Regions from separate parts of the Mus musculus genome. Here region 1 is linked to region 2. A link is a loop called in an ENCODE intact Hi-C map of the cell type or tissue named here. Cell type or tissue: gastrocnemius. All regions are shown on one strand. Links, peaks and the distances in the headings refer to the core of each region. The heading gives the core; the rest is flanking DNA. Region 1 overlaps Capzb (capping protein (actin filament) muscle Z-line, beta). Region 2 overlaps Capzb (capping protein (actin filament) muscle Z-line, beta).

What was found. Hi-C counts contacts between places; a loop is a spot of excess contacts. Peaks named below come from ENCODE experiments on the same cell type or tissue, not always from the same donor. Only the 100,000 strongest peaks of a DNase experiment are listed, where the experiment ranks them.
Region 1: a loop joins it to region 2, with 2.3 times the contacts of the local background. A loop is called at or near these places in 2 of 42 quality-filtered maps.

Annotation. Positions count from the first base shown.
Region 1 is chr4:139,206,799-139,221,730 of GRCm38, forward strand. All of the region lies in intron 1 of Capzb (capping protein (actin filament) muscle Z-line, beta), which reads left to right. Among named protein-coding and RNA genes, the nearest start is that of Capzb, 21 kb to the left of the region's middle. In gastrocnemius, for the core only: CTCF peaks have their summits at 4,037 and 5,343; no DNase peak of the experiment used is centred there; H3K4me3 peaks cover 4,631 bases; H3K27ac peaks cover 7,888 bases.
Region 2 is chr4:139,280,521-139,295,452 of GRCm38, forward strand. It overlaps Capzb (capping protein (actin filament) muscle Z-line, beta), which reads left to right. Exons shown (of 9, transcript NM_009798.4): 6 at 1-64; 7 at 6,509-6,574; 8 at 7,236-7,312; 9 at 10,483-11,300. The coding sequence ends at 10,570. It also overlaps a transcript of Slc66a1 not described here. Among named protein-coding and RNA genes, the nearest start is that of Slc66a1, 23 kb to the right of the region's middle. In gastrocnemius, for the core only: CTCF peaks have their summits at 7,160 (motif pointing left) and 8,690 (motif pointing right); DNase peaks (open chromatin) are centred at 7,142 and 8,716; H3K4me3 peaks cover 680 bases; H3K27ac peaks cover 6,260 bases.

The DNA of each region.
Region 1 (14,932 bases), core at 2,298-10,297, 75 kb before region 2:
CAAAAAAAAAACAAAGCTACATGTGGTGGCACCACCTGTAATCGCAGCACCAGCCAGGGCCACATAGCCAGACCTTGTCTGTACCGAGTGCCCAATAAGAATGTTACCAGCTTCTCCTCATTGTAAGACTCTGTTCACAGCATGTGTCTGGAAGCCTGGCTTATGCACATCTTCCAGGGGGGATAGTTACAGTGCAGCTTTAAAAATAGGATTGGAACCCACGTGTGATAATGCATGCTTTATCTAGTCTCAGCCCTTGGAGGCAGCAACCCCAGGTTTGAGGCTAGCCTGGTCTACGTAGCAAGACCCTGACTCAAATAAGATTTAAAGATTTTTCCATGTGTTTTGTTTAAAGTTTTTTTGTTTGTTTGTTTTGTTTTGTTTTACAAATTTATGTCATATGGGCTGGGCATAGCACACATGTAGAGATGTAATGAGATGGAGGACAGCTGGCAAGAGTCAGTCATGTGCCCCCACCCCCAACACACACATACACACACACACTCTCTCTCTCTCTCTCTCTCTCTCTCTCTCTCTCAATTGAGTCCAGAGGTCATGGCCCTTAGGATATCAGGCTTGGTGGCAAGCGTCTTTACCTGCTGAGCCATCTCACTGGCCATTGTTTTGTTTGTTTTAAAGGGTCTTTTTTTTTTTTTTAACCTGCAGGATTTCTTTTTATTTATCTTGAATGTCTAGGGTCTCAGTGTACAAAAGTGCACCACCTGCATGCAGGTACCGTTGGAGGTCAGAAGAGGGCATCGGGCCCCTGCAAGGCAGCAAGTGCCCTTAACAAGAGAGCCATCGCTCCCGCCCAGTTGTTTTGAGACTTGCTTCTGTAGCTCAGGCTGTCCTAGAATTCTTTCTCTCTCAGCCTCCCGAGCATGGGTTGCAGGCCTGAACCCACTGCTCTGCTCTTCCACGCATTTCATCTTGTGTTTGGAGGAGAAGCCTAATCCCCGGAAGTACTGGACGTTTTCCAGTGAGTGAGTGCAGGACCGCTTTCTCCTCGCCTTGAGAGGTGTGTGCTTCCAACTCTGAGCTGGTCTGGCTCCTCTGGGAGTGCTGAGGCCCCGGGTGTCCAGGATGGTTTTAGATGAAGGCTCCATTCTTGATGGGGCAGAGTGGGTGGTTAGGAAGGCTCCTGGTGCTCTGCTGTCCCCTACCCCGTGGATTCAGGCTCCATCCTAGTGTCTGATATGGGTGTGCAAACAGATGTGGGGAGCATAATGAGGGGTGGTTCATGGACCCAAAGTGTGTTTCAAACCAAAAGAGTCCTGGTGATTTGGGCTCTCTGAACCAGGAGGTTTAAGGAGAACTTGTGGTCTCACTGTATGGGAGGTAAAGAAAGCATGTAGCAGGTTAGAAAGGGGCTATGTCATCTGTCACTTAGGCAAGGGGCTGGATGGCCGGCTTCCAGCAAGCTCTGCTGCTCACTGGAGGGGGCCTTCGCCACGGTGCCTTGGGGCCACAGTCAGGGCAATTAGGACTCAGAAATGGTTCCACTGAGTTGGCTGATAAGTGGTGTTGGGCGTTTGGGTCTGAGCATGTTTAAGGTGTGAAGATCATTGCTAGCTAAGTTTGGGGAAGGGAGGGGGCAGGGCATGTCTGTCCAGTGTCCTGTTACTCTGGCAGGGTGAAAGGCTCAGCCCCTCTGTGGTTTCTCATTTCTCGTTTTGGTTTTGCTTTAGCCTGCTGCTGGAGCACACTAAATGTGTTAGGGATGTGTTTTTCTGCTTGGCCAGCCTCCAGTTCGATACTTTCTGGGCTTGTGTGCCCTTTTATCACCATCTAATGTCTTTCTTTAAATCTGCTTTCCCTTCTTCCTAAACCAGACTCATCCATAAAAGGGCCAGTATGATGCTGCCCCTGTTAGATTTACTGTACAGAAGAAAAGCAGTGCCAGGCAAGGCCACTTACTCACCATTCCTACCATGACACTCCCTCAGGCCCCGTCTTCTGGATAGTATCCCCAGAAACAGTCAGGTAACAAGGGCACTGTGCGAGGACCCTGAAGTCCACATGTGCCACATGTGAGGTCGAAGCATCCCCCTCTATGCCACATCTCATTCTGCATCTTGGAGATAAGAGCACTGGAGTCCCTCCAGGCTCCAGAGTTGCAAGATGTCATTCATTTAGTGGGTCCCTCTGGTCACCTTGTTTCCTTGGAGGGCACTCTGGTGGTGAGGGAGCACGGGACTCTGACCTCTGTATGCAGTGAGCTTATTTGCTCAGAAAGGAAGTAGGAACTCAGGCTGTGTGTGTGCACTCTTACTCCCACATGGCTCTCAGTGATCCCCTTCAGGAAGCCTGCAGCTGGTGGGGTGAAGCTGAGGGAGTCAAGACCCACCTCTAGGCCCCTTCCTCCTTCCCACTGGGGCCCAGGAGCACAGATCTGTCTTCATATCTGATGTTTTCCTCCACACATCCCCAGGTCTGAATGGGTGTGGCTAGTGTTTTCTCTGCCTTAGCAACAAGCTGTTCTTGACTGTGTGAGCCTTGGCTCTCAAGCCATGCTGTCTGAATTTAAATCCTGCCCCTTTTCTTTTGAGTTTTGCATCTTTGGGCTCAGTGCCCTGGACCGCTTCCTCCCCATTACAGCCAGTCAGATGAGATGAAGCAGGGAATGCCTGTGTTTTACCTAGCATGTAGTCAGGCCTACAGTGTCAGTAATGAGGGAGCATGGGTCACATTACTGAGACATAGTAAGTGCTCAGTAAATGGTATCTGCTCTTCCCTGTGGTGATGGCTTGAGGTTCCCGGACAGGGAGAGCTGAATTCCAGGAGCAGAGGAAGTCGGTGTTTTGTTTTCCTCACATTTGGCTCTGGTTGGATCCAGAAGTGGCTTCTACCTCACAAGCAGTTCAGAAACACAACAGGAAACTAGCTTGGACCATACTGTCCTGCTGTATGTGTGTGCTGTGCACACCGCCCTGCTGTGTGTGTGTGTGTGTGTGTGTGTGTGTGTGTGTGTGTGCTGTGCATACCGCCCTGCTGTGTGTATGTGTGTGCTGTGCACACTGCCCTGCTGTGTGTGTGTGTGCTGTGCATACCACCCTGCTGTGTGTGTGTGTGTGTGTGCTATGTACACCACTCTGCTGTATGTGTGTGTGTGCTGTGCATACCGCCCTGCTGTGTGTGTGTGCTGTGCATATCGCCCTGCTGTGTGTGTGTGCTGTGCATACCGCCCTGCTGTGTGTGTGTGTGTGTGTGTGTGTGTGTGTGTGTGCTGTGCATACCGCCCTGCTGTGTGTGTGTGTGTGTGTGTGTGTGCTGTGCACACTGCCCTGCTGTGTGTGTGTGCTGTGCATACCACCCTGCTGTGTGTGTGTGTGTGTGTGCTATGTACACCACTCTGCTGTATGTGTGTGTGTGCTGTGCATACCGCCCTGCTGTGTGTGTGTGCTGTGCATACCGCCCTGCTGTGTGTGTGTGCTGTGCATACCGCCCTGCTGTGTGTGTGTGTGCTGTGCACACTGCCCTGCTGTATGTGTGTGTGCTGTGCATACCGCCCTGCTTTATGTGTGTGCTCTGCAGTTCCGGGCACACCATTCTAGTCGGTTTGGGCTGCTGTAGCAAAATCCCTTAGACTGGATAACTCATAAACAACAGAAGCCTCCTCTCAGTTCTGGAGGCTGGGAAGTCCAGAAGCAAGATTTGTTATTCTGGCCACAGAAAAAGCTCTTGCCACTGCTGCTGCCGCTGCCAGACAGGAGAGAAGGGTCTCCTTTTAGCTTTCAGCATCTCAGGAGCTGCCCTCAAACTCAAGATACAGTGGAGCGGGACCTTGAACCCCTGAATTTCCCGGCTTCCACCTCCTAAGAACAGTGAATTGGTGCTCATAGTTGTACCCTGGGAATTCTGTTTAAAATCCAAGGCAGGCTAAGATTTGTCTTCTCAAGCATTTCTGCTAAAATCATTCCGAATCTTTCTTCATCACCCCCCAGGATGGGTGTGGCCTTGGTCTTGGAGACTGCTGTTCATGGCAGCAGGGCTCCCTCCCTGAATTGGGTTCTGTGTAACCTGGCCTTTGCTGGACAGACTGCAGGTGGAGCTGACACTGTGCTGGCCTTGGTGGGATCGGAGGAGAGAGTTTTGACATAAGAGTTTACATATAAAGGAACTTGGTTTGCTTACTAATTTTTAAGAAAGCACACCCCTGGTGCTAGAGAGATGATTTAGTAGTTAAGAGCCCCGGCTGCTCTTCCAGAGGATCCAGGTTGGATTCCCAGCAACCACATGGGGGCTTATAACTCCCGTCTTACAGTTTCAGAGGTGCTTGTACTCTCTTCTGGCCCTTTTGGGCACTGCACATATGTGCATAGACATACATTTAACCAGAACACTCATACACATAAAAAAATCAACCTTTGTTAAGAGTAATCGCAGGCCAAGCATGAAGGATATCATCATTCTGCTTATTTAGGTTGAGACAAGAACTTTTTTGTAGTGCTTGCCTGCCAGTCCCTCCTTTCTCATCCCGCCAGGCTCACTTGCTATTTGTTCTGTTGAGAAGCAAGTCTCACCGTGTTTGTGACGGTGGCTCTCCTGCTTCATCCTGTTAGTAGCTGAGGCTACAGGCACAGACCACTGGGTCCAGTAAACTGGGTCTGTTTTTAGTTGTTTTAAAGTAGATGAAACAAGCACTTTCCCCCCAGTATAGACGGTTAGCCTAGTACACTTGTAACTTGCCTCCTTGGGAAGGCCCCGGGTAAGTGCCATGTTGGAGAGTCAGAAAGAGTCACCCTCCTCAGGTCTCGGGCTCCTGTGTGTAATGTAATGGCAGTACTGGACTATGAGGGCTTTTAAAAGTCTCCTTTCTTGTATCATTTTAATGGCTGTGCCCTTAGTAGGACCAGTGGTCATAGTCTTGCTTATTGATTGCCCCGTGTGTTGTGCCTAGAGTAGTGGCAGATAGGAAGTAAGAGTGTTCGTTTGTTTGAGTACAGTAATTCAGTTTCCACACATCCATCCCAGCGAGGTGCTATTATTCTAATTTATTGATGAGAAAATTGAGATTCAGGGAGGTTAAGTAATTTGCTTATCATTATGCTCCTGGTTAATTGTAGCGTTCAGAGTCCTTCCTAGCTTGCCAGTTAGTGCAAGGCCCATCCCCTGTTAAGTCTGTCTATGCAACTGCAGTGGCCAGTTGAAAAACACATCTGCAATGCAGGCTTTAAAAGTGAAGTTCAAGGCTTGCTTTTGTTATGTCTGCTGAAGTTGGAGGCAGGCGATGGTTCTTCTGGTTTAGGATTTAGGGATGACAGGCAGGTGTCTGTCTGCACTAGCCCTCCCTCTCTAGGCATCTCCCTAAGCTTCCATTGCAGTGCCCTTTGGGGGCGCTGCTCAGCAGAGGCTGGGAGAGCCGGGCTTCTGCCAGCAGCTCTAGGGAATAGCAGTGGGTGGGGAGAGAGAAGAGGTAGAACCGGCTCTGTCAGTATTCTCTGGTTGCCTGCCTGTCCCAAAGGCGTTCATCTACTGTGAGACTGCATTGCTGGCTCAGAGTTAGAAAGTTGACCCTGCCACCTCTCCCTACTGGCAGGTGACTTTGTGCAAGGGTCTTGCCCTCTCTGAGCCGTGAAGTTTCAGTTCCTCCTTCTAGCAGGTCCCGTGGATGCCATGCCACGCCATGCCAGGACCCCTGCCAGGAGTGGCTGCAGGAGAAAGCAAGCAGTGCCTTCGGGAGCACAGCCTTGCAGTGGGGCTCACAATGGGGCTAACTTTCCTGGTGAGGCTCTGAAGAGAAAGCGAAATGCCTGGCCCCACTGCGCTCCGAGATGAGTAGTTGGTTCCTGTAGACCAGCGAGACGAGACAATAGATAACACGCAGATGCAGGCCTGGAGGTACAAATAGAGATATAAGGGCACTGTAGGCCTTCCCTCGGTGGGAACAGGACTCCTCCTTTGCTGATGTCCACACAGCCCCGGCTGGTGCTCAACCCAGCTAACAGTCCAGGAGGTGCCATTTCTTCCCTCAACCCTTCACCTTTTGTAGAGTAGAACTTTTACACCTTAGGAATTGTCAGAGAGGGGCTGGGAGACTGAGGACAACAGGAGGAAGTTTAAGAACTATTTCAAAGTGGGTTTCTCATTTTCTCTTAAAATACTGTAATCTCAGTTTCTCCGGCAAAAGCAGTACTGATTGTTTGTAAGCAGCATATAAAGGTTTAAGTGGGAAGGCACCATCCCCCTTCCCTCCCGCTGTCAGAGGGACTGTCTGCAGGTAGATATGTGCGATATGTGGATGTACTGTCTGCAGGTAGATATGTGCGATATGTGGATGCACAGGAGCCCCTGGAACTGGAGTTAACAGGCAGTTGAGCTGCCGGGTGGGTGCTGGGAACTGAACCCTAGTTCTCTACAAGAACAGCAAGTACTCCTAACCACTGAGCCACCTTGCCAGTCCCCTTTCACAACTCTTAATGCCGTCACGTCAGGTGGCTTTTGTGTCATGTCAGTTCATAATACCCCAGCCGTGTGTCAGTCTGCTGCCTTCTTGTCCACACCAGGAATGTCTTGCAGCCGCTGGCTCCGTAAGCAGTGGACACTTCCTCACTTTTGTTTGGCAAGATGTACTTTAATCTCCCGTACTTACTGGCTGTAGTGAGTGTTTTTCCCACCGTTGAGCCATGTGTGTTGTTTGCTTCAAATGTGGATGGTAGAGAGTGCGGATAGTGAGCTACACGGCCCCCTCTGCGTGCCACTGGATGGGGAATTCGGGCTGCCTCATTAGCAGGGGTAAAGGCAAGTGCTGTGGGCCCTCTGCAGTCCCCAGAGTCCTCTGTGATATCCCTGATATCTTCCACTTTCAACCATTTTTTTTAATTCAGTTGAAATTTAATCCATTTCAGTATGGCTGAGGGCCTAATTAGCCAGAAACCTCAGGAAATTAAATAAAAAGTCCACAAGTGGCACGCAGTGCCCTCTTTTTGAGAGTGGTTCTCATCCCCTTTGTTTTCCAAGAGTCTCCTACCATGCTTTAGTTCCAACAAGACTTGGCTAGAATGGCTGCTTTTCTGATGAGCCCCCTGCGTAGCTGGGATGCGTGGGTTAGAAAGCCAGGCGTAGTACCTGTCTAGCTCTTGGGCCCACCCATCCCTCAGTCTCCCCGGAGCAGTGTCAGGCCTGGTGCTTGTGCTGAGTGCTGCTGGAAATTCTGCAGAAGGTCCTGTTGACGTGAGTGTGGCTGGCCTCAGTGTCTGTCCCGTGACCTGGAGGAGGGGTGACACATGCCCCTTGCTGAAACCGTGCTGAGACTCCACGTCAGCCTCTTTCCCTCTCTCAGTATGATCTTTGTGGTTTTGTATTGGCTCATGGATTCCCAGGATCTGAGTGGTTCTGGCCACAGATTCCTCTCTTTCCTTTCCCCAAATAGACCACATGCATCAACCAAGTGGAACAGTCTGACGGTGTCACGTGGCGAGACGGCCGGTCTGAAATGAACTCTGTTAAGAGTCTTCCTGGAGGAGGGTGGTTTTGCAGCCTGCCTGTGGGCGTGGACTTCTCCATTGGGTACCTGTGATAAAGAACCCAAGACTGGGGTCCCGTCCCCCACACCCCCTTCCTTAGCAGGCACTCTGCCACTGAGCTATGAGCCACTGTTGTTGGAAAGCTGTTTCTGCATGCCAGGCTCTGCAGGAAACCAGAGAGCTGGTGGTTTGGGGTTGTTTGTTTTTGTTTTTAAGTTCCCAGTAGAACAGCTGGCAGTGCTTTGAGTTTACATCTGGGCTTCTCCTGAGGGTTTTAGTAATATCCAAAGAGTTCATGTTGCATTGTGTTGTGCTGTTTTGTTTTTATCACGCATTTGGGGCTGCAAAGATGAGTCAGTGGGTAGAGGCACTTGCTGAGCAGGTCTGGCCACCTGAAGATTTGGAGATTCCATGTAAGGGTGGGAGGAGAGCCTGACGCCCCGAGTTCCCCTCTGACATCTGTGTATACATCCATACATGGTGAAATGAGCAACACTAGTGACATCATATAGTAGTAGTTCTCAGTGCAAAGATGCCTCAATGGCAGCTGTGGCCACATCTGGCTGCTCCTTACCTGTTTTGGCAGGGGTGAATTCGGATCCTTCTCCTGGAAGAGAACTCTCTAGTGTGGTTGATATCTTTGGTGATAAGAAAGAGGCTGGCAAGTTGTTGCCTCTAGCCTTCTTTCATATTTCACGGGGGCCACACATGGTGTCTCCCTCTCCTGGTGACCATGCCCATTCTCCCACCTTAGCACTCCGCCCCTGCTGCCGGTGCAGGCTTCAGAGCTAATGGTCATTCTGAGTGATGTCATTCACCTTGATGAATGACAACAGCAGCAGCCGTATGCTCATCTGGGTCCTAATTATTTTGGACCCAGCGCTGGCAGACCAACATTCCAGGGACACTGTCATGGCCAGCACAGAGTCCATCTGAGTATCTTCCAAGCAAGGAAGTTAGGATTCCAGGGCAAGTTGTATAGGTGGGAAAAATACAAACCAATTCTCTTGTTGGTGTTGAATGCTTCATTAAGTACTAGATGTTCCTCCCGTGTTTTCAGTATACCCGGGCCACTTTCCTCCCTCCCACCAAATGCAGAGAAAGCCTCATGACCGCAGGCATGCATCTCACGCTGAGCTCTGTGCCCCCTCAGTCCCTTTGCTTTTCTCTTGGATGGGCACCTTACAGGAGCATTACCTGCCTCTCAGTTGGACTCACAGTTTGACTTGGGTTCCTGTCCTCTCGCCCACGATTCTCTGCAGCTTGGGACCCTCTGGGCCTTCAGTTCCCTTCCCTTGTCTGGGGAATCCAGCACTCCGTCCTGTTACCAAGTGTCCATCTTTCCTTTGTGCTGTGATGTTGTGCAGAGTGCTCAGCTTCTTGGGGCACTGTACGCCATCTAAGCACTGCCTGGGCTCAGCAAGGGCTCAGGTGGCACTGTGCACAGGGCATGGGATGAGCTCTAGGCCTCAGCTGTGGGAACTGCTGCCTAGGCAGAAGGAATATGGCATGCAGCACAGGAAAGAGCTCACTGAGGGACTCCCAGGCAGACAGTGAGGTGGGCAGGCCCTCCTAGTCCCCTGAGACCCCGGGCAGGTTTTTCTTTTTCCAAGGGGCCCTTGAAGCTCATCGGCACTGAGGGCCAACTTTGAGTCTTGGGAAGCTTACTCTGGCCAAGATGTATGGAAGTAGGAAGGCTGGGTCAGGTGTGGTTCCATCAGGAGATGACCATGGCCCCTGGCCAAGGGATTGGAGATGGAGAAAACTAACAAAATAATTGGACTAATAATTCAGATGTTTCCTAGTGCTATTACTGGCACACAGTAAATGCTTAATAAATATCCTCTGATGTTTGCAGTAGAACTGCTCAGTTGAGGGTGATCAATTTCAGGTTTGTTTTTAGTATATATGTGTTGAGGAGATGGCCCTTTCCAGTCATCAGAGATGAGAACCACAGGAATGAGATGGTCTGGAGACCTAGTGTCTGCCCCCAAGCCTCAGCCTTGTCATTGAGCGGCCCTCTGTCCCAGGGCCGCCATTGAGCTACACTCATGGAAAGCAGACCCAAGCCTGTTGGGGGCCTGGCCACTGAGGGCCTGCACACCTGGGTGGTGTCACAATTCTGCATTTGCCTCCCTCTTTGAGCTCCATCCCAGAAGCCTCTGCATTCATCAGTTACGGGAGTGCTCAGCTTCCCTCGGGGAGGCTTGTATGAGGTCTGCCTGTGGTTTCTCCTGCTGGCCTCCATACGTCCTTCCTTTCTCTGCCTCTCCTGCTTCTGCCCTCGGCCCCAGCACCCCTGAGTCCTGTCCCTGGGACTGAAACCCCAACAAATCCTGGGTATTTGAACAGCCCCCCTCCACCATCTAGCATGCTGAGTTGGATGGTATCCCTCAGGCCTTTCAGCAAAGCAGAAACAGCTGGTGGTAATAAGAGACCAGCCACAGCCCTCCCCGAGGCCGATGGTCCAGCAGTGTTGAGTATGTATTGGTCAGTGATAACTTTTGCAAGCTTGGTAATTCAGCAGTTTCTCCTTGGCTACAGATGAGAGCAGCCCCGCAGGCAGGAATGAGTCATGTAACAGCAGAGACGATTCTTACCAATAATAAACATCTTTCTGCCATTTCAGAGGCAAACCTCGGCGGTCATGTCACTGGGGCCTGTCCAAAACAAGCGCTTTACTCGAGTCTGCAGCGTAGATGCTCTCCTCGCGCTGCCGTTCCCTTCTTTAGGGACACAAGATTTTCAAATAGCAGTCTGAACACCAGTCTCAAAAGTGTGAAGGGATGTGAGTCAGGGCCTTCCTTCCCAGGACTCCTGTGCCAGCCTTTGCCCTTGTGGATTCTGTTTTCTTGTCTGGGCAAAGTTCTCCTCAATGATGGTTTCCATGGGCTCTTCTTCGCCTGCACTGCCAAGGAGCAGCCCTAGGGCCCTTTGCATTCAGCTCCTGCAAACGCACTGCGTAGCACACTTAGTTGGCATCATGTGCTTACTGCAGAGCCACACACTAAGGGACCCCACGGTGAACGGTAAGGGAATGTCAAAGGTCAACAGTTCTGTCTCATGGATGCGCCCCAGAGGGAAGAGGCCAGGATGCTCATGTTTGGTTTCCTGCCCTTGCCCTTCGTGTGAGTACAGTCACATGCCATGTGTGCTGGCTTGTGGTCAGAAGACAAGTTGGGGGAAGCAGTTCTCTCCTTCCATTGCAGGTTCCAGGGACCCGGGGTAGGTGTTCAGGCTAGTGAGTACTCTTACCAGCCGAGCCATCTCACCAGTCTGGTTTCCATGTGGCTTAGCATCCGTCTGTTAAGGTGCCTGCTTGCAGGTGCACTGGTATCGTTTTGCACAGGGACATTGTCTCTCAGTTGTTAAGGTTGCCACCTGTAGTTACGGCATTGCCTTTCCTCTTCTGGGCTTTGCTGGGATTGAATTTTTGTCCAGTTGGAAAGAGCTGGGACCAGTGGCCCCATCTCACTCCTGCCTAGATGAGACTGGAATTGAGCAGGTGGAAAGGCCTTGGTGTTGTGCTGTAGCTGTGCCCACAGGCAGCAGTAGTGTATTGGATACACGTCCCTGCTAAGAGGGAGATGCTTTAGGCTTTCCGACCACAATAAAACAAATGCAGAGCTGGGGGGGGGGGGTTAGAGCATGATTAGAATCCCAGCGCTCTGGAGACTGAGGACATGAGGCACACAAGTTCCAGGGTAGCCTGGGCTACATAGCCCAGCCTTGTCTAACTTGGGCAGATCCATTGCCTAGTTCAGTGAGGCCTTGGGCTCACAACTGCTTCTAACTCCAGTTCCAGGGAATCTACTGCCTTCTTATGACCTCCAGTACCAGGCAAAACACTCATATACATACACGTAAATAAATCTCTTAAAAAAGAAGGAAAAATATTAAAAAGAGAGGGAAGTGTGTACGCTCGTGCATGCGTGTGCATGCGTGTGTTGCACTGGCTTGTTCCGGCATGGTTGGAGAGAGTTGTGACTCTGTGGGGTGAGTGGGTGAGAAATTGCACCCTTTCCTCCTGTCCTGCCTGTCTTCCCCTGCAGCTCGCATGCACGAGCAGCCGGCTCATGATGGAGCTTGGTCCTGGGTGTTGGGCAAGCCTCATTTGAATCTCATGGGTTCAGGCTTTGACAGGCCTTGTGACTCCAAGCAGGTCCCCAACCTCTGTCCCTTTGACACACTGTATTTTCAGTATCTCCTGGGCTGGACCCAGAGGTGGTATCTGTTGTAAAGACTCATATTTGGGACTCCCTGGAAAGGATGCCATGGTGAACGGTGTCCCAGGAGCCACACCAGTGTGCCCATCTGCCCCTAATCCTCCTGGGCCACTGAGGTTCAGCCGTGGCTTCCCACTGTGTGCTCAAGGGGAGGAACTGAGTTAAGTAATATGGGAGTCTTAGCAGACCTGCCCTGGCCTCATGACCAACTGGCCTGAATGCCAGTGGCAGAGCTGCATGCTTGTTAAGGACTCAAAAGATGAATGTCATGGTCACGCCCTGCTGTTACAGTTGTAGAGAAGTTACAGACTTAGCAGTGTACCACAAAGATTAACCCTGCCTCAAGCCACAGCCTGGGCAAGGCATGTATTGTAAGGTGTTTCTCTCTCTCTCTCTCTCTGTTTGTGTGTGTATACTGCTTTTACTAAAGAACAGTTGCAGATAGTAGGGCAGGGTAGTTAATGTAATTCTGGGTTGAGTGTCCATCCCAGCCCCCCAAGTCCTAACTGTATATAGTTTGGCAAGTTTTTAGGATCACAGCCACCTCACCTTTGAATTTTTTGGGGGGTGTTTTGAGACAGGGTTTCTCTGTATAGCCCTGGCTGTCCAGGAACTCACTCTGTAGACCAGGCTGACCTCGAACTCAGAAATCCGCCTGCCTCTGCCTCCCAAGTGCTGGGATTAAAGGTGTGTGCCACCACGCCCGGCTCCACCTCACCTTTGAGATGGAAGTGCTGCTACAAGATCTTTTATAACTTAGACAGGTTGAATGAGCTCACCCATGCAGTGCCCAGCTGAAAATGCCATCTGCAACTCTTCCTATGGGATGACATAGTCATGGACGTATAGTGTGCCTTTTACAAAAGTATGTGTATGCATAACTGACATGTGGAGGTCAGAGGACAGTGGATAGAAGTTGACTCTTCTACCTTGTAGGTCCTGGGGCTCCAATCATGTCAGTCAGGCTTAGCAGCATGAGGCCTCCCCACTGAGCCATCCTCACAGCAGCTCAGCTATGCTTTCTTTAGGACTCCAGTTTTTCTCTTTTGTACTATGCGGCTGTTGGACATTTGGAAAAGACTAGCTTCTCCATGAGCATGCTGGCATACAACACAGAGGCAATTTTTGATTGAGACAGGCATGAAGGGCAGTGTCACTGTTTCTTAGCCCCAGTCCTAGTGCCTTCTTTGCTGGCTGTCATCAGAATGTCCAAGAGGTCCCACTTTGTTCTTGTAGCCCTCAGGCTTCCAACTGTGGAGTGTGACCTTTTAGCCCTGCTCAGTGACACACAAGTATGGTTTGTGCATGTCAGACTCCAAGAGACTCTGAGGTCAGGCGTTTCTGTGGCCACAGAGCCGCCCGGGGTTTCATCTGCAAATGAAAAGCACCTGGCCAGCTGCTTGGGTCATATGGGAGCCAGATGGAAGCTGGCAGTCAGGCAGGCAGCATGGGGCAATGGCCAGTGGTCTCTTTCTACGTCCCATGGCCTCTGCTGCCTTTAACCCTTGTTTCCTGGAATGCCAGGGTAGTCCAGGACTAGGTAGCCAGCAACCAGTCCAGAAATGTCAACCAGAGCCAGAGCATGGTGATAAGCACCCCAGGTCTTGTGGGAGATGGGAACAGGTGACCAAATGGCCACCAGGGTCAGAACGTCCATGACCAAAGCAAAAGAACTGGGAGGAAGACGAAATAGCAAAGTTGGTGGAAATCATTGAGTACCCATTGCTGCAAAGCCTCCCTAGGAAACATGGTGGTCAGGTGACAGCTTGTTGGCACATTGGGAAGTCACCAGGCAGGGTCATGTGCAGAGTAGTGGGGACACTGGGCATTAGCATGGACAAGGGAAGGTGGGACACTGCAGCATCCTTTGGTCCACACAGTCACGAGAACCAGGTTTGACTCATGATTCAAAAGGGAGACAGGGTGGGGATTTTTCTCTGAGCTTTGTGGATTAAAGAAGATGAGGGAGGCACGATGATAATTTCTGTCTCCAAAACTCTTGGGAAGTAGAGTACGGGAGCTTCTGGTTCTTAGCCCTGCCTTCTGCTACACTGGAGATTCCTTGGAACACAGGGTGGAGGTCAGAGTGAGAGAGAGAGCAGGTGATTAGATCTGGTTGGTTGGTTGGTTTTTTGGGTCAGAGCTGGGCATTGAACCCAGACTCTAAAGCACCCTGCTGAACTACGGATGCCATTGATGTGACAAAGCATTGTGTTGGCTGCTGGGACAGTTTTGAGTGAGATTTGTTGATAGGCAGACAGAGACCTGGCCCTGGGCTTGGTGGGCATGTGCTTGTCAACTGAGGTGACATGGCTGTGGCACTTGGTCCACACAACACTTGGAAGAAGATGCATGGAAAGTCCTGTGGTCCCTGCTTCCCCAGGCCAACTCAAAGACAAGGTCTAAGCTTGTCTGGCATTCTGGCCACATTTTAAATGCATTCCTTCACATTGAAGTTTGCAAAGGTTGTCAGTGCTCACAGTAAAGCTTTCTCATGAGAGCTGGGATTGGGACTACTGTAGTCATCAGCGTAGGGGTTGTCATATTTGGGACAGTGAGTTTGTACTTTTATTGGAACACGTATTCAGTGTTAGATTTTTATGTCTGGACTCTGGAGAAAGAGCTCAGCAGTTAAGAGCACTAGCTATTATTCCAGAGGACCCAGGTTTGGTTCCCAGCTCCCTCTTCTGGTGTCCTTGGGCACTGCAGATAGATGGTACACAGACATACATGCAGGAAAAATATTTATAACACATTTTTCAAAATGTATCTGGGCTGGAGAGATGGCTTAGTGGTTAAGAGCACTAACAGCTCTTCCAGAGGTCCTGAGTTCGATTCCCAGGAACCACATGGTGGCTCACAACCATCTGTAATGGGATCTGACGCCCTCTTCTGGTGTGTCTGAGCTAGATGTATGGCGCTTAGGAGGCAGAAGCAGGCAGATCTCTGAGTTTGAGGCCAACCTGGTTCTACAAAATGAGTTCCAGGCCAGCCAGGGCTACACAGAGAGACCCTGTCTCAGACAAACAAACAGAAGAATGTGCCTGGAGGAGATAAAGCCCCTCAGGCTGACAAGACGCAGTTGGTGGATGGGCTGTGGTCCTCAAGAGTCTGAGAAGTCCTGTAAAATGCTTGGGGTTCAAAATGTGTTACAAGGAGGAAAAAAATACCATCTTCCCTGCCAAGAAAAGGAGCTTTCAGTCAGTCAGGGTTAGCGCTTTAAAAGTGCACTTCTCTCTT
Region 2 (14,932 bases), core at 3,214-11,213:
ATGGCTGCAAACCAACAAATCCGGCTCGGGCACCATGAACCTGGGAGGCAGCCTAACCAGACAGGTAGAGCTTCTGCTCCAGCCTCTCCCCAGTGCCCACTGGTACCAGAAGCAAATGAGCACTTTGCCCTGATTAGAGGCATATATGGGCAGCTGCCAGTCCACCTGCTAAGGGACGTTTGAACATCACTGCCGGCTGAGCTGCGTGTGGCTATACACCAGCTGTCTGACAGGCAGCTGCCCGCTCTAGTGGGACCGCGGGATTGTCAGCTTGTCATCCACCAGGGCTTGGCGTCTTCCACGCTCACACTTTGCCGAGTTTGCTAGTGGTCAGGCTGTGGGCTCCACATGAACTGCTTCTTGCAGTTCCATCCCAGTTGCTTGTTCCCTGACCAGGCAGGGCTCCGCATGCTCATTCTGCAGCTTCGCACACTTGAAGATTCACCGAGCCCATTCCGACTGTTACTCACCTGTCTTTTGCTTGGCTGTCTCTAACAGCCATATTCTAAGATGCCCCTTTCAGACTGGGAGCAGAACGTAGGACTTGCACTTCCTGCACTGCATGCCTGCCTCTCAGCACTACATTAGGAACTATTAGATGCACCCAAGCAGCTTCCAGACCCTTGACACTCCATCCAGAGATCCAGGTTTATAACCTTGACACCTTCAGGACCCCTCACACACATGTCCATCTTAGGGGAGCACAGTATGCCACCTGTTGGGTGTGGCAGGAAGCCTTGTGCTCAGGGAACACCGAGGAGCAGACTAAACACAGCAGCGGTCCTCAGATGGAGCCCGCGACACAGAGCCCTTCCTTTTCTTGAATGTCTGGTTCAGAAGACTCTTCTCAACAAGATCATTGTGCTGGGGACGGGGATGAGGTGCAGTGATAGAGGACTTGCCTAAAAGGCTCATTTCACAGTACCCAGACCACCCAAGATAATTTTATTTTTGATAACTCCTAAGAGAAGCACATGGCAGAAAAGTTTTGGGTTTATAATTCTTTCTTAGGTATGTTGTGTTCTACAAGCTACACAGGAACCTACATGCAGTTGAAAAACAGCAGTGCAAAGGCAGTAAGGCCAGTGCCAGCCTGCACATCTGGGGCACATCTGGGCTTCCACTGGAGCCTTAGAGTCTTCTGTGCACGGCCTGTGCCATTGTCAGGGTTAGATGCCACAGGGAGCCCAGGTCCTCTAGACAGGGCTGTCTCAGAACGCATCCTGCCATGTGGGCATGTACCCTCAGTGTCTCAGGCCCTTGACATAGGCAGGCCAGCCAAGTCCCTGAGTAGCCAGCTTCACCACAGCCTGCCCCCACTTCTCCCTGCTACCCAGTGAATGGGCGGGAACCCCTAAGTCCATCCGGAGGCTACTTCCCACCCTTCTTACTGCTGGAAACTGTCTGTAATCATACCCAGAGTACACTGACCCACGCACAGATTTAGTCGTCCGTCTTCCTAATAGTTTTAAGTCAGGGCTGCCAGCCCATGGCCAGCATCTGGCTCAGTAGTGCCGTCCTCAGTAGCCCTGCCAAGCTAAACTCAGCCTGCTGAGTGGCTGCCCTCAGTGCACCTTGTCTGCATTGCCTCTGCTCTGCCGTCTTGTGCTCTCTCTCGGGGCTTTCCTGCGGAAATCCGTGCTGCTGTCATCATCCTTAGGGCCAGGGCCGTAATTCATCCATGGTGTGTTAGTTAATGCTGAGGCTCACCTCCGTGTGAGCAGCTCTAAAGAGGAGGCGCCACAGATGGACAGATGGACGCTAACAAAGCAAACCCCTGAGCAGCCAGGGCAGCGGGGGTGAGCGACTCTACCCTGAGTCCCATATGACCTGGACATTTTTCTGTGGTTGCTTTGGATGGGTGACTAGGGTTCCAGGAAGGTTGTGTGGATGAGCATACAGCAAGCAGACATAGCTGCATGGCCCTCTCTGTTGAGTAGATTCTAGACAGTTGCCATTTAATTGATGAGGGAACTGAGGCCCTCTCGTGCCATTACACAACTGACTAGAACCAGAGTACCAGATCCGGGATTTGAACCCACATGTGTCTAATACAGTGCCCTTTCTTCCATACACTCTCTGGGTCAGAGTTTGGGTGACATCAACTTGGGAGTGATCACACACACGCAACACAGTTTTGGCAATCGGTAGGCAAAGGGTTTCCTTCTTCTGTCACCCATCCTCACTCGACGGTATCAGGAAGGACATTCTCACCAGGCCCATGGTGCCCAGCACTGACCTGCACACCATGCTGTCCAACTGTGAGGAGCATGCCTCATCAAGGATGAGCAGGTCCGCATGTCCCCAGTGCTGTTCTTCCCCAGCCTGACCCCAGGGCCTTTGCTCAGTTCCCAGTTTCCCAGGCCCCATGGACAGAAGGCCAGGGGCTGTTCTCAGGGGCCCCGTCCCAGCAGTAGTGCAGGTTTGGTTTGCTTCTTGTCCTGTTTTCCTTATATGGCTTCTGAGAATACATTGAGGGAGTTGAGAACCCTTCTTGGTGGCACCTGTCATGGTGATAAATGGCCCCAGCTGCTCAGGACACCCTCCTGAGAGCATTGTCTTCCCCTTTACTGTTTCCTTTTGTTGCCTCCACTCAGAGCTGTCTCTTGGGGACATCCGCTAGATGGGAGATAGTCTTCTGGAGGTGATGGGAACAGCAGCGAGGCCTTCTGGGGAGCTCATTCCAGCTTCCACACGTGAGGGGGTGGCAGAAGGTGCCCCTGGCAGGCTGCCACTGAGGCCCCAGTGGGAAGGCTGGGAGCAAATGAAAATGAGCAGCAAGCCAAGTCCTAGCTAGGAAGAGGAAGCTGCCTAGAGAGGTCACCTCGCCTGTGACTGCAGAGACGTGGGAATGAGGCTGATCGTAAATCTCTGGAAAGAGATCCAAAGACTCCCATCCGGGGCAGGGCTACAGATGTTCGCTTCATTTTCTTTTCAGACTCTAAATATTTAGACACAAAGGTGGGGTGATGAGGTGATGGAGTGAGGAGATTGGGCTTGCTGGCCATTTGCAAGAAGACCTCCCCCAGCAGCCACAGCACCCCTGGGTCTTCAGGAAAAGCCCAGCCGCCAGCTGGTCTTTGCCATGGTTCCTGACGGGAAAGGCCTCCCTGACCTGGGCTTGGCAGTTAGGCCATGCAAGATATTTTCTGAAAGAAGACAAACTCGTGGCCTTTACTTGCAGGTAGTGGGAATGAAGGCTGGGGCAGACCTTTAGCGTAGGGCTGAGGTGTCTGGGGTGGTCAGGATGGTGCCATCTCCATGCTGTATCTAAGATGACCTGGCTCAGGAAAAGCTGACATGAGACCACCACCCACAGGCCTGCCCTGGCTGTGGAAGGCAGGGGCGCTGGGCCGCCAGAGGGCGGAAGAGGTCGAACTGGATCCTTCCCAGAACCTGAGAACCCTGAGTTGTGGTTTTTCCTTGGCTCTCCTGGCAGACATATCTAATATCCACCCCACCCCCAGTGAGGTTGTCTCAAGGAAAACTGTCAAGCTGGGCCTAGTGGCACACGCCTTTAATCCCAGCACTTGGGAGGCAGAGACAGGCAGATTTCTAAGTTTGAGGACAGCCAAGGCTACACAGAGAAACCCTGTCTTGAAAAACCAAAAGAAAAGAAAAAAAGGAAAGCTGCCTTCAGACTCCTCCAGAACGTGGTCCAGGCTGTAGCCCTGTCCTTCCATGGCCATGTGAGCAGACAGACTTTATGCTTTTTTTCTTTAATGTTTTTTTTTTAATTTATTTACTATTATATCTAAGTACACTGTAGCTGTCTTCAGACACTCCAGAAGAGGGCGTCAGATCTCATTACGGATGGTTGTGAGCCACCATGTGGTTGTTGGGATTTGAACTCAGGACCTTCGGAAGAGCAGTTAATGCCCTTAACCACTGAGCCATCTCTCCAGCCCCAGACCTTACGCTTTCTAAAGTTCTGTGTGCTCTATCGACTCCATGCTAATCTGATTCTCTCCTTAGCCCAAGAGGCCTCCTCAGGTCCAGCTCAGTCGGGCACTCCTCCTTCCTAGGGTGGGCGCTGTGTGAGCACTGTATCTGGCTAGGTGGCAAGGTTAATCCTGGCCTGACAGCCTCGCGTCGATGGCGCAAGCTGGGCATACTTGGGCACAGTGCATGCTTTAACAAGGGCTGTGTGCTGCTAAGCATGCGCTGGCATCGCGTGTATGTTCATTAGCTTAGCATGCAGCACAGGCAAGGACATAGATGCCAAGGTGAGCAGGGCCCTTTGCACCTGGGCATGAGCTCGAAGCAGCCACCTCGCTGCTGGCCGGCGAGGAAAGACACTTGTGGCAGTGGGAAACCGTCTGCCCCCCCTTGAGGCCCACAGCTGCCACATTCAAGCCCTTGCTTTGCTTGCCTCTTCCCCATCTCAGCCAGAGAGAGGAAAGAGTCTTGATGGAGACAGGCGAGCTGGTCCCCGACTCCAGACTCCGTAGGAACCACCGTGGGGAACATCTGTGCCGCCACAGAACATCAAAATGTTTTCCTTCTGGCAGCTTCTTTTACGAGGGTGTAATGATATATGCACTGCAAAAACAGTTCTGGCTTTGGTGGGCCAGCGCTGCCAGCGAGCTGACCCCAGCCAGGTGTGGGAGGACGGAGGCCTGCCGTGGGGACGGCAAGGGGGCTACGGAAACTGCCCGCGTGAGCTGGGAGCTTGAGCTTTGAGGACCGCTGTGTGCTCCTGAGGAGTCCACCCCCCCCCCTTACACACACACACACACACACACACACACACACACACACACACACACTATTCCTTTGAGGGTCTAGGATTCCGGCCTTTCCCTGCTGGAAGGTGGCTCTTGATTCAGAAGCACAAGCATGTGGCGAGGCACTGAGTCGCTCTCACCTGCCTGGTGGGAAGAGCCCTTCACCCCTCAAGCTGTGCTCACCCCAGGCTGCCACCACTCACTAAAATGGCCCTTGAGAGACCTCAAAGCCTTCATCCCTTCCCATGTAGAGGCAAGAATCTCCCTCTGCATAAAGTAGAGGACTGAGAGAGTCTGATCTGGAGGGGTGCAGGTCACTGATCAGAACCCCCCACTGGAGCAGCTCTGAGCAGTCTTGAAGCTGGACACGGGGTCCATGTGGGATGTTGGTTTCTAAGAACTCCTTTGGGTGAGAAGCCCTGTCCTTTCTCTGAGGTGTGCTCCCCAGCTGTGTGTCTTCACAGTCTAAGACTTCCGGAGACCCTCTAGCCAAAGGATGCCCGGCAAAGTTCAGGAGCTAGACTCGGGGACCAAGGTACCGATGGCTCTCACAGGCCTGCATCACCACCTCCTTTCAGCAGCTCTTAGTCAAATCCCTTGCCAGTACCAGAACTCTGTTCTGCAGAGTCATGTGGCTCTGGGAGGCCCTTGGGTCCAGCCTATTACTCTTAACTAGATTCTCAGCTTACAGCACGGTGCTAAATGATCACCCCACTGTTCCCCAGTGGTCCAGCGCTAACTGTAGTATAAGCAGGTGCCTGTCTGTTAGAACCTATTGGGCCACTCTGCCATATGCAGTGACAGGCCACTCAGCCCTGCTGGCGTCCTGGGATTCCCCCTACATACAGCCTGGCTTCACTAGTCCTTGTCCCATCCAGGAGGAAGGGATTGAAGTTACTGACATTTACACGCCATCATGTGGGTTCCAGGAATTGAATCCCAGTTCTCTGGAAGAGCAGCCTGTGTTCCTAACCACTGAGCCTTCAGCCCCCATGTTTAGCTTCTAAATACTCAGTACTCTCCTGGTTCCCTGTGAATCTGAAGGTGGGCTGCTCTCTTCTCTCTGTTGCACCCTTGTCAGGGAGGTAAAGCTCACCATAGGAAAACCAGAACCCAGCAGCAGGTCCCCTTATCTCCCTGCCAGCTCCTCCGTTCATGCGCTGAGCTGGCTGTTGGCCTCGTGCCTTATAACCCAGGAGTCTCACATTCCCCTGCACCGCTAGCTCCTGACTTTGGAGTGGTGGGGATGCTGGATAGGGCCTGGGAGTCCCTCCTAGCCAGGTGTTAGCTGACAGGGTCCATGGCTGCCATTACTGGGCTAGCCAGTCAAGATGTGGCAATGATGGGATATGGGAGGATTCCAATGCCAAACCAGGCCACACCCGAATCTGAGTAGCAGTTTCTACCTGTGGCTGCAGGAGTGATGTAAAGATAGGCAAGGCCAAAGTGATGGCCAGGGTGGCCTTTGCCCTCCCTGTTGTGGCCCTAGGAGCTAGGTGGGAGGCCCATCCTCAGAGCGGCATCAGCAGGCCATGCCTAGAAATGGTAGGACTTCAGGTCTGCTGGCCAGGCTGTTTACAACCCAACACTTAAGTCATTGGTGCTAGAAAAGTGGCCTTATAACAACAGCTCCACAGAGCCACCAGCTGCCAGAGGACCGTGACACACAGGGTCAGCCACCTGGGGCAGAGGACTGGAGGGCAGGTGTGTTGGTCAGTTGGTGGTGTCAGGCTGCTTTCTGAAGCTGCAGCTTTCTCTGACTAAACAATGTATCTCTGCAGATGGAGAAAGACGAAACTGTGAGTGACTGTTCCCCACACATAGCCAACATCGGGCGCCTGGTGGAGGTGAGTGGTCCAGGTTCACCCTGCCCCAGTGCCGCACAGGCCTGCCTGCTCTCCACTGCCTCCCTGTGCTGCAGCTGTTCCCGTTCCCGCCCTGCCTACAGTTTTCTGAGTTTTCTTCTGACTTGGAAGCAAGTGAAGCCGGGCTCCAGGCCCACCCACCCCAGCGCCTCTGCTCGGCCTTGTTTCCCCTGATCGCTGTGTGTGAACAGTGATGAACTCGGGGTGCAAACAGATCGTTGGAACACCAGGGGCCTTGGAGCAGCTTCACTTGTGGCTGCTGCAGTCTCGCCTGTCACCACGTCCCGTTTGGAAGAGCGAGGTGTTGTTTGGACTGGAGACATGTTCTCTGGTTTCACAGAACTGTTCACAGAGATGGTGGCCAGGCAGTGCTCTGGTGATGTGGTTTAGACCCACTCCCGGCAGTGGTCAGAATTGGCCATCAGCCCCTAGGTGCTGGCTTCCTCCATGCCTAAGGATAAGAAAGACCCAAAACACAAATTATAGGTGGGGTTCTGGCAGCCTGGCATTGGCTCTCAACACAGGGGAGTGGCCCCACAGCTCCACCCTGTGGCCAAGGCAGGGACTGCAGGCTGAGAGGTTGCAGGTGGGTGTGGGCCTTGTTTCCTGTGGGCTGGCTCCACTGACTCACCTCCCTTCCCAGGACATGGAAAACAAAATCCGAAGCACGCTGAATGAGATCTACTTTGGAAAAACAAAGGACATCGTCAACGGGCTGAGGTAATGTGCCAAACCTGGGGCTGCAGTCCCAGACTCCTTAGCGAGCTGAGGTCAGGGATGGCTTCACAGTTGCAGTTTGAAAGGCTCAGAAATTGGCTCAGCACTTTCTATGACCTCTACCAGGTCTGGTCTCTGGGCTCACTGACCACAGCAAGCTTTGATACCTGCATGGTGGAGCTGGCCACGGGCTGGCTACAGAATGTGCCCAGGCCCTTTGGAGTTGGGTTTGGGAGGCCCCCACACAGATCTCAAGACACTGAAGAGAGCTGAGCAGCCTGGCCTGAGGTTCCATTTGAAAGCTCCTGCCGCTGTCTAGTGCTCTGTGTTTTGCAGAAGCAGGCAGGACTCACTGGCCTCTGGCTCCAGTGGAGTGGGAGTGGGAGGCAGGACCCAGCTGGGGAGAGGGGAAGTAACTGAGGAGGGACTGAGATAGCACTGGCCTTGGAGTCATGTGGCCAGGATCCTGTCTGAGCTCTTTCCTCTTTCCCCACTCCTTTCTCGGTGGCCTTGTCCCATCCGGGAGGCAGGGTGCCGACAGGGTTAGGAGAGCAGGGTTGGGAGGGCTCTGCAGTCCAGCTCTGTTGTGACTCTGTGGGGCCCAGTCTTCTGATGTCATTCCCTGGCCCAGAATTTAATGCACCCAACAGAAAGGCGGGGTGTAACTTGTGAGTTCACCCAGCAGCATTATTTAGGTAAGACAGCCCCTCCTGGTCCCCAGTGGTCCTGAGTATCTGATCTGTCAGGCCTGACACTGGGTCCTGTGGCACCAAATGCACCCTCTCCTGCCAGGCCAGACTCCTCCATTCCCAGTAATGAGGAAAACACGAGGAACATCTGAGCCTGTGTGGGGTCGGGTGTGAACCCCTAAAGACCGGGGCCACTGCCAACTGTGGTTGTGGTGTGCAGTCAGTTCCAGTGTCGTGGTGGCCTTCTCCTGTCTCTGCCTTTGCCCACGGCTGCCAGGTTCTTGTTCGGCATTGCTGTTGCTCTCTTGCTGTGGCTTCACCCTCTCTGAACACTCTCTGTAGATCTCTTGATGCTATCCCCGACAACCACAAGTTTAAGCAGTTGCAGAGGGAACTTTCTCAAGTGCTGACCCAGCGCCAGGTCTACATCCAGCCTGATAATTGAGCCGACCCAGGTATCCTGTCTGAAGGGCGTGAGGCCTCCCCACTAAACAGGACTCACCAACCTGCTGAGACCCTGCCACTAACCTGTGTCTGCTCACAGCTGCTGGGCAGCCACATTAACGCATAGTCTCAGCCCCACGTAGTGTGAACGCGTGTGTGGTGTGTGTGCTCTGCACTCTGGGCAAAAGCCAGGTTTGAGCTCTTGCTCCTGATGAAGCTCAATCCGTGGCACTATCTCCGCCTCTCCAGCAGAGGGTGCTAGGTGCACCCACTCCACTGGCTCAAGGAGCAAGGGCTGTGTGCCCTGCCTTCTGCTGGCTCGCTCACTCAGGTCTCACAGCACAGCCAGATCCTCCCGCCTCCTCTACCAAGAACCTTACAGTCCCCAAGCTACATCCCAGGTGGTCTCCCTCTTATTTTCTGTGAGTGACTGAGCGCTCCCCCTAAGCCGGGCCAACACTCTTCCAGGCTGGCCACTGCTGGGCCCTCTGTGCCCACACCCTCCCTTAATGAGCTGCAGCTGTCCCAGCAGGCCATGCTGATGGGAAGGGAAACAATCCTGCTTGTTGACAATGACCAACAACCATGACTTGGCTTATGACAAAGACAGATACAGATATAGCCAGCATCTCAGGGGGAGGCTTTAAACCAAGGCTCGTAGGACCCACAGGCCCCAGGGCTGAACACCAAAGGCCCAGCCCAGGCAAGGACCTTGGGATTTACACTGCGGCTCCAAGCTGGGGACTCCCCTCCCACAGTGGTCTGAGCCATGTGCTGACTTCAGGTCCAAAGCAGACTGCAGTTCTAGCCTGGATGGCATCTCCAGGCCTCTCACTGGAGAAAACCCTTCTAAGGGATACTCCTGCCATCCCTAGCAGACCAGCTGGAGGTGCCCTGAGGGGAGTCCAGCCCGTCAGCCACATGTGCCCCCTCCTTGGCCTGACCCCAGCTCTGCCTGAGCCCGCATGCCATTCCTCACTGTTAGGCTAGCCTGAGATCCTGAGCCCCAGAGAGGACAAAGGGATCCTTGAGTGGCAGCAGCTCACACATCATCAGTGGCGTCTCAGCTCAGGTCCTGTCCTCACCATCTTGAAGACTCCTCAGGCACTTCCACCGTCTCTCTCTGTCCCATCCGCCTCACCTCCCCCCACTTCAGCAGGGAGGATGGACTTCCGATAGAGCTCTCACTGTGAACTTGAGCCGCTTGCCGGAGCATGTGCCCTGCCTCTTCCACCGCTTATGAGCCCTCAACAGTTGCTGCATATAGTTTAGTATGCTCTCAACTAACCGATGTGTCGTGAAAGGAACCATCGGGACCTCTCCAGCTCTGCTTCCTTGCCTGGTCTGGAAATCAGCTTAATGAGGACCCACCCTGAGGGCTTCTGAGGACTGAGATGTGTGTGCCAAGCACTTGGTACATTGTAACAGTTTCCAAGCCTTAGCTGCTTCCCTACCAACCCAGTGGGCAACAGCAGGCCCAGAGTGTCCCTCTCCAACGACTGCCTTTTAGAATGCAGGCGTGCAGGGCTCCACCGCCAGGCTGGGTTTGCAGCCAGCTGCACTCACACGCAGCGGAAGCTCTTGTCTTGATCCCATGGCTCAGCCATGCAGAGGCAGGTTCCTACGAATTTGGTAGGGAAGAGGGGTTGCTACACCTGGTTTTTCAGGGTAAGGAGCCAGCCTCTGCTGCAGGTAGAGAGGGTGGGGTAGATACTTCATTAAAAGGTCCTCACTATCCAGAGCCTTCACCTCTCTGCTAGCAAAGGGGCAATAGGTGTGAGGGCAAAGGCCCAGGCTGCGTGGTTTCTGAAAGCTCCCAACAGTTTGCGGCCTGCATCGCCATCCATGGACCTAAAGGCCGGGTCACCCACAGCCTGGGCAGAGATGACCTCTGTCCATGATGGCAGCAAGGTACTGAGGTGCAGGCCTGGGCTCCCCTTCCTGCTCTCCAGGACAGACTGCAGCCTGGCACCCCACAGTGGCCCCGGCCACCTCGCTCTCACCCTTGTGCCTGCTGATGTCTTCTCTCCTCCCCCGCAGGTCTGTGCAGACGTTTGCAGACAAATCAAAGCAAGAAGCGCTTAAGAACGACCTGGTGGAGGCCTTGAAGAGAAAGCAGCAGTGTTGAAGACCTCTGCTTCACGCTAACCGGACACGCCATGCACTCGTTAGGTTCCTTTCTTTAGAAAACTCGTTTTCTGCTCCTTTTCCCTCTTCCTTTCCCGCCCTGACAGGTCACATAACAGTTTGCATCGACCACGCAGCGCCATCTCTCCCCCAAAATAAAGTCCGATAACCACCCTCCTCTGGCTCCAAGGCCTGCTTCCCACGACGTTTCCATAGAGACCGTGTGGTTTTGTTCGCCTGTCCCCCTTCCTTCCCTTGCCCATTTATAGGCACAGATACACTGTCTGACACCGCTCCCTCCATCTTTTTGTTACATTGGTGTAAAAAATGTAAAACAAAAAATTTTATGAACTAACTGGTGTGTGAGAGAAGAAACTGGAGATCTGATCCGTGTGTGTGTGGGAGTTGCTTGGAGTCAGGGCTGGGGACAGGGGACAGCAGTGGAGGAAGGAGTGATGTCCTCAGCACTGTCCTGCACAGGTGGACCCTTGTCCCAAGGAGACCATGCTGGGGTGGGGTGGGGCTGGCGACCGGCTGCTCTTCAGGCCAGGTGCTTTTCTGTCAATTTTTATGGAATGCAAAAGGAGTTTTTTGTTTTATTTTGGTTTTTTTTTGTAAAGCTTAAACAGACAAAAAAATCTACATCTTCTACTTGAGCCTCCATACTTAAAAAAAAAAAAAAAGGAAAAAAAAGAACAAAAAAATAAATAAAAAGAAACTGGGACACAATCGGCGCTGGCTGTACGTTCTTGCTCACCTGCCTCTCTCCAGACGTGCATAGCCTTCCCTGGGGACTGAAGGAGGGCCCAGTACCTGCTGAACCCTTCCGGCCTCATTAGTCATCTCCCCTGAGTGTGATGGCTGCATGCTTGCCACCCCATGTTGGTGATGTCCCCGACTTAGTCCTGGTTTCTCTTATTGTATGTGAAGTACAGACTCCATGGGAGATGGAAGAGTGAGCAGGCCAGATGTCATGACTCACACCGCAATAGCAACATTGAAGCTGAGGCAGAAGGACTGAGTTCGAGGCTGGCCTGGCCTGGCCTACACAGCCATACATTGTCTCAACTAAAAAAGAAAACTAGGCATGTCAGCATACACTGAAACTACAGCACCAGGAAGTAACAGGAGGGTTGGCACCAATTCAAGGCCAGTCTCATCTTTATAGTAACACCCAGGCCTGCTTGACCTACATAGTGAGACTGTCTTCAATACAAAAATTAGAGACTGGGCCAAGCAAGATACTGCCTAGTGGGTAAGGGTGCTTGCCACCAAGCCTAATGGCTTGAGTTCAGTCCCTGGAACCCACAGAGGAGAGAACTGACTGGCACGTGCGTGTGCGCACACACACAGAACATAAGCAAGAGAGATGTGGGGTGAGAGTTACCAAGCACTCCACTAGCACATGGCACCCTTAGCAATGCAAGTGTGCACACACACATATACATACATACACACACACACAGCTACTATTAGTGCTGTGTACATTTAGTACACATTTGAACTCAAAAGTGGGGGGAACACAGCAAACAAGCACAAATCAACTAGTTTTTGCCTTTTGTTTGCCTTAAAGCAACCTTTAAAGATCAGAACAATGATCAAAAATCATTCTGTGAACTATGAGTGGGATGGAAGGGCCTCTGTGTTCCCTCTATGCAGTGGGGATGCCTGGCTAAGGACAGTGTAGGACAAGTCAAAGAGTGCTTGAGGCCATGGCCACGCGTCTGTCTGTCCTCGCACACCTCACTGCATCAGTGGGAAAGCCTTGGTGGCTAGCAGAGCCCCTGGGGCATTCTTAAGATGAAAAGACCCTTAGGAAAGGGTAGACTGCTTTCTGGGACTGCAGACAGCTCTGGGGAAATCCCAAAGGCTGAAGAGACAGGTCAGTGGTTAAAAGCACTGGCTGCTCTCTTGAAGGACCCAGGCTTGACTCCCAGCTCCTACACAATGGGTGGCTCAGAGTTCTCTTGTTCCAAGGGATCCGATGTCTCTGGTCCCTGGACATGCACGGGGTTGCCAGACAAACAGGAAGGGGAGACATTCTTGCATGTTGATTTAAAAGTTCAAGGGGCTGGAGAGATGGCTCAGCGGTTAAGAGCACTGACTGCTCTTCAAAAGGTCCTGAGTTCAAATCCCAGCAACCACATGGTGGCTCACAACCATCCATAATGATATCTGACATCCTCTTGTGTGTCTGAAGACAGCTACAGTGTTCTTAGACATATAATAAATAAATCTTTTAAAAAAAAAAAAAAGTTCAAGGTTGGGCTGGAGAGATAGCTCAGAGTTAAGAGCACTGACTGCTGCTCTTTTAGAGGTCCTGAGTTCAATTCCCAGCAACCACATGGTGGCTCACAACCTTACATTGCAAGTTTCAAGCCAACCAGAGCTACGTAGTGAAACCTTATCTAATGGGGGAAAAAGAGCAAGTTAGGGTAAGGGTTGAATAGCTATTTTTGTTCATGAGCTGGGCCTTGTCAGCTGGTAGCATGTCCCACAGGCTCTCTAGCTACTCCTGGAGTCCGTTCAGAGAACAGGAAGGAGCCTGGCTAAGAAACCCGTGGCAGAAGCCCTGGGTCAGGAATCTGTCTTGGTCTAAGCTCTACCTGTACCTTTGTCTTCAGCTCTTGTACATAGTGGCTCCAACCTCTGAGGTCCTCCCTAGACTTCCTGACTCAAGAGTTCCTCATTCAATAGCCCAGTGGCCAAGGACTTCAAGGCAGGCCCTGTGCGCACACACACACACACACACACACACACACAGCCTCAGCAGAGGGTGGAATTGGAATAGACTCAGGCTTTCGATGCCCAGGACAATCTTTTCTTCACACCACTCCCTAGCCTTGATGCCATACCTATGTGGTAGTGCCTCTTCCCTGCCATACAAGGAACGGCAGTGACAGACTGGTGATGGGCACACTCAAAGAATTCACCAAGACAAAAGGGCAGGAGAGAGTTTATTAGATCAGCATCAGGCAAGACAGCAGAGAACAGTAGGAAACACTCAACAGACTCCTCCTGTCACAGGGTCTATGCAGGCTGGCACTTAATGTCACTGTACAGTTGCTGAGCCCTGGCTGGCCTGGAACTCACCATGAAGACCAAGCTGGCCTTGAACTCATAGAGATCAGCCTGCCTCTGAGTGCTGGGATTCAGAGCCTGTGCCACTACACCAAGCAAGCTGTTTAGCTCTGGCTGGGACACCTGTGTAGGGCTACTTGTGAGTTAGGAAAGATGCATCATTCTACTGAGGGGCAAGCTTTGCTGTATGGGTTGCCTCTCTTTGGGATCTGGGTCTGTCTGCGTGCGATATAACATGCTTAAGTCACTAGAGAGCAAACTCACGATTGTCTGAGCCTGCTGCTTAAAGGGTAGAGTTCTCTGTAATCAAGATACGCCAAGATAGATTGCAGAGCCTGGGATGGTGGTGTGAGCCTGGGATTCCAGCACCTGGGAGATGGAGGCGGGATCGTCCATGTCTACCCACAGGCTTCAAAGTCAGCCTGAGGTACACAGATAGTTGCCCAGAAAAAAAAAAAAAAAAAAACTAGTTAGTGCTATTTTTTTCCTGGCTCTATAAATAAGTTCTGTGTCTCCTTACTGTGCTCTTTTTTTATTTTGAACCTTTGAGAAAGGGTCTGCTACGTTGCCCAGGCTGACCTTGCCTTATAGCCCAAGCTATCCTTCAGTGTGTTCTTCCTGCCTCAGCCTCCCAGTGCTGAGATCAGCCTGTGCCACCGACCTTGGTTTTCTTTTCCATTTTTCTATTTTCTTTCTTACTTATTGGGGGAGGGCAGTCATCAGATCACTTAGAGCTGGAGTTGCAGGTGTAAGCTGATGTGGGTGCTGGGAATTGAACTCTGGTCCTCTGCAAGAATAGGATGTTCATGGGCTGGAGAGATGGCTCAGCGGTTAAGAGCATTGACTGCTCTTCTGAAGGTCCTGAGTTCAAATCCCAGCAACCACATGGTGGTTTACAACCATCTGTAATGAGATCTGACGCCCTCTTCTGGTGCATCTGAAGACAGCTACAGTGCACTTACATATAATAAATAAATCTCTTTAAAAAAAAAAAAAAGCCGGGCGTAGTGGCGTATGCCTTTAATCCCAGCGCTCAGGAGGCAGAGGCAGGCGGATTTCTGAGTTCAAGGCCAGCCTGGTCTACAAAGTGAGTTCCAGGACAGCCAGAGCTATACACAGAAACCCTGTCTCAAAAAAAAAAAAAAAAAAAGGATGTTCTTAACTACCAAAACATAATATCTCCAGCCCTGACAGAGCTTGGTTTTCAACAATTATTTTTATAAACCATAAAATGCAGAATATAAACATCTTATATCCACAGAACTCTGAGATCTATTTACAT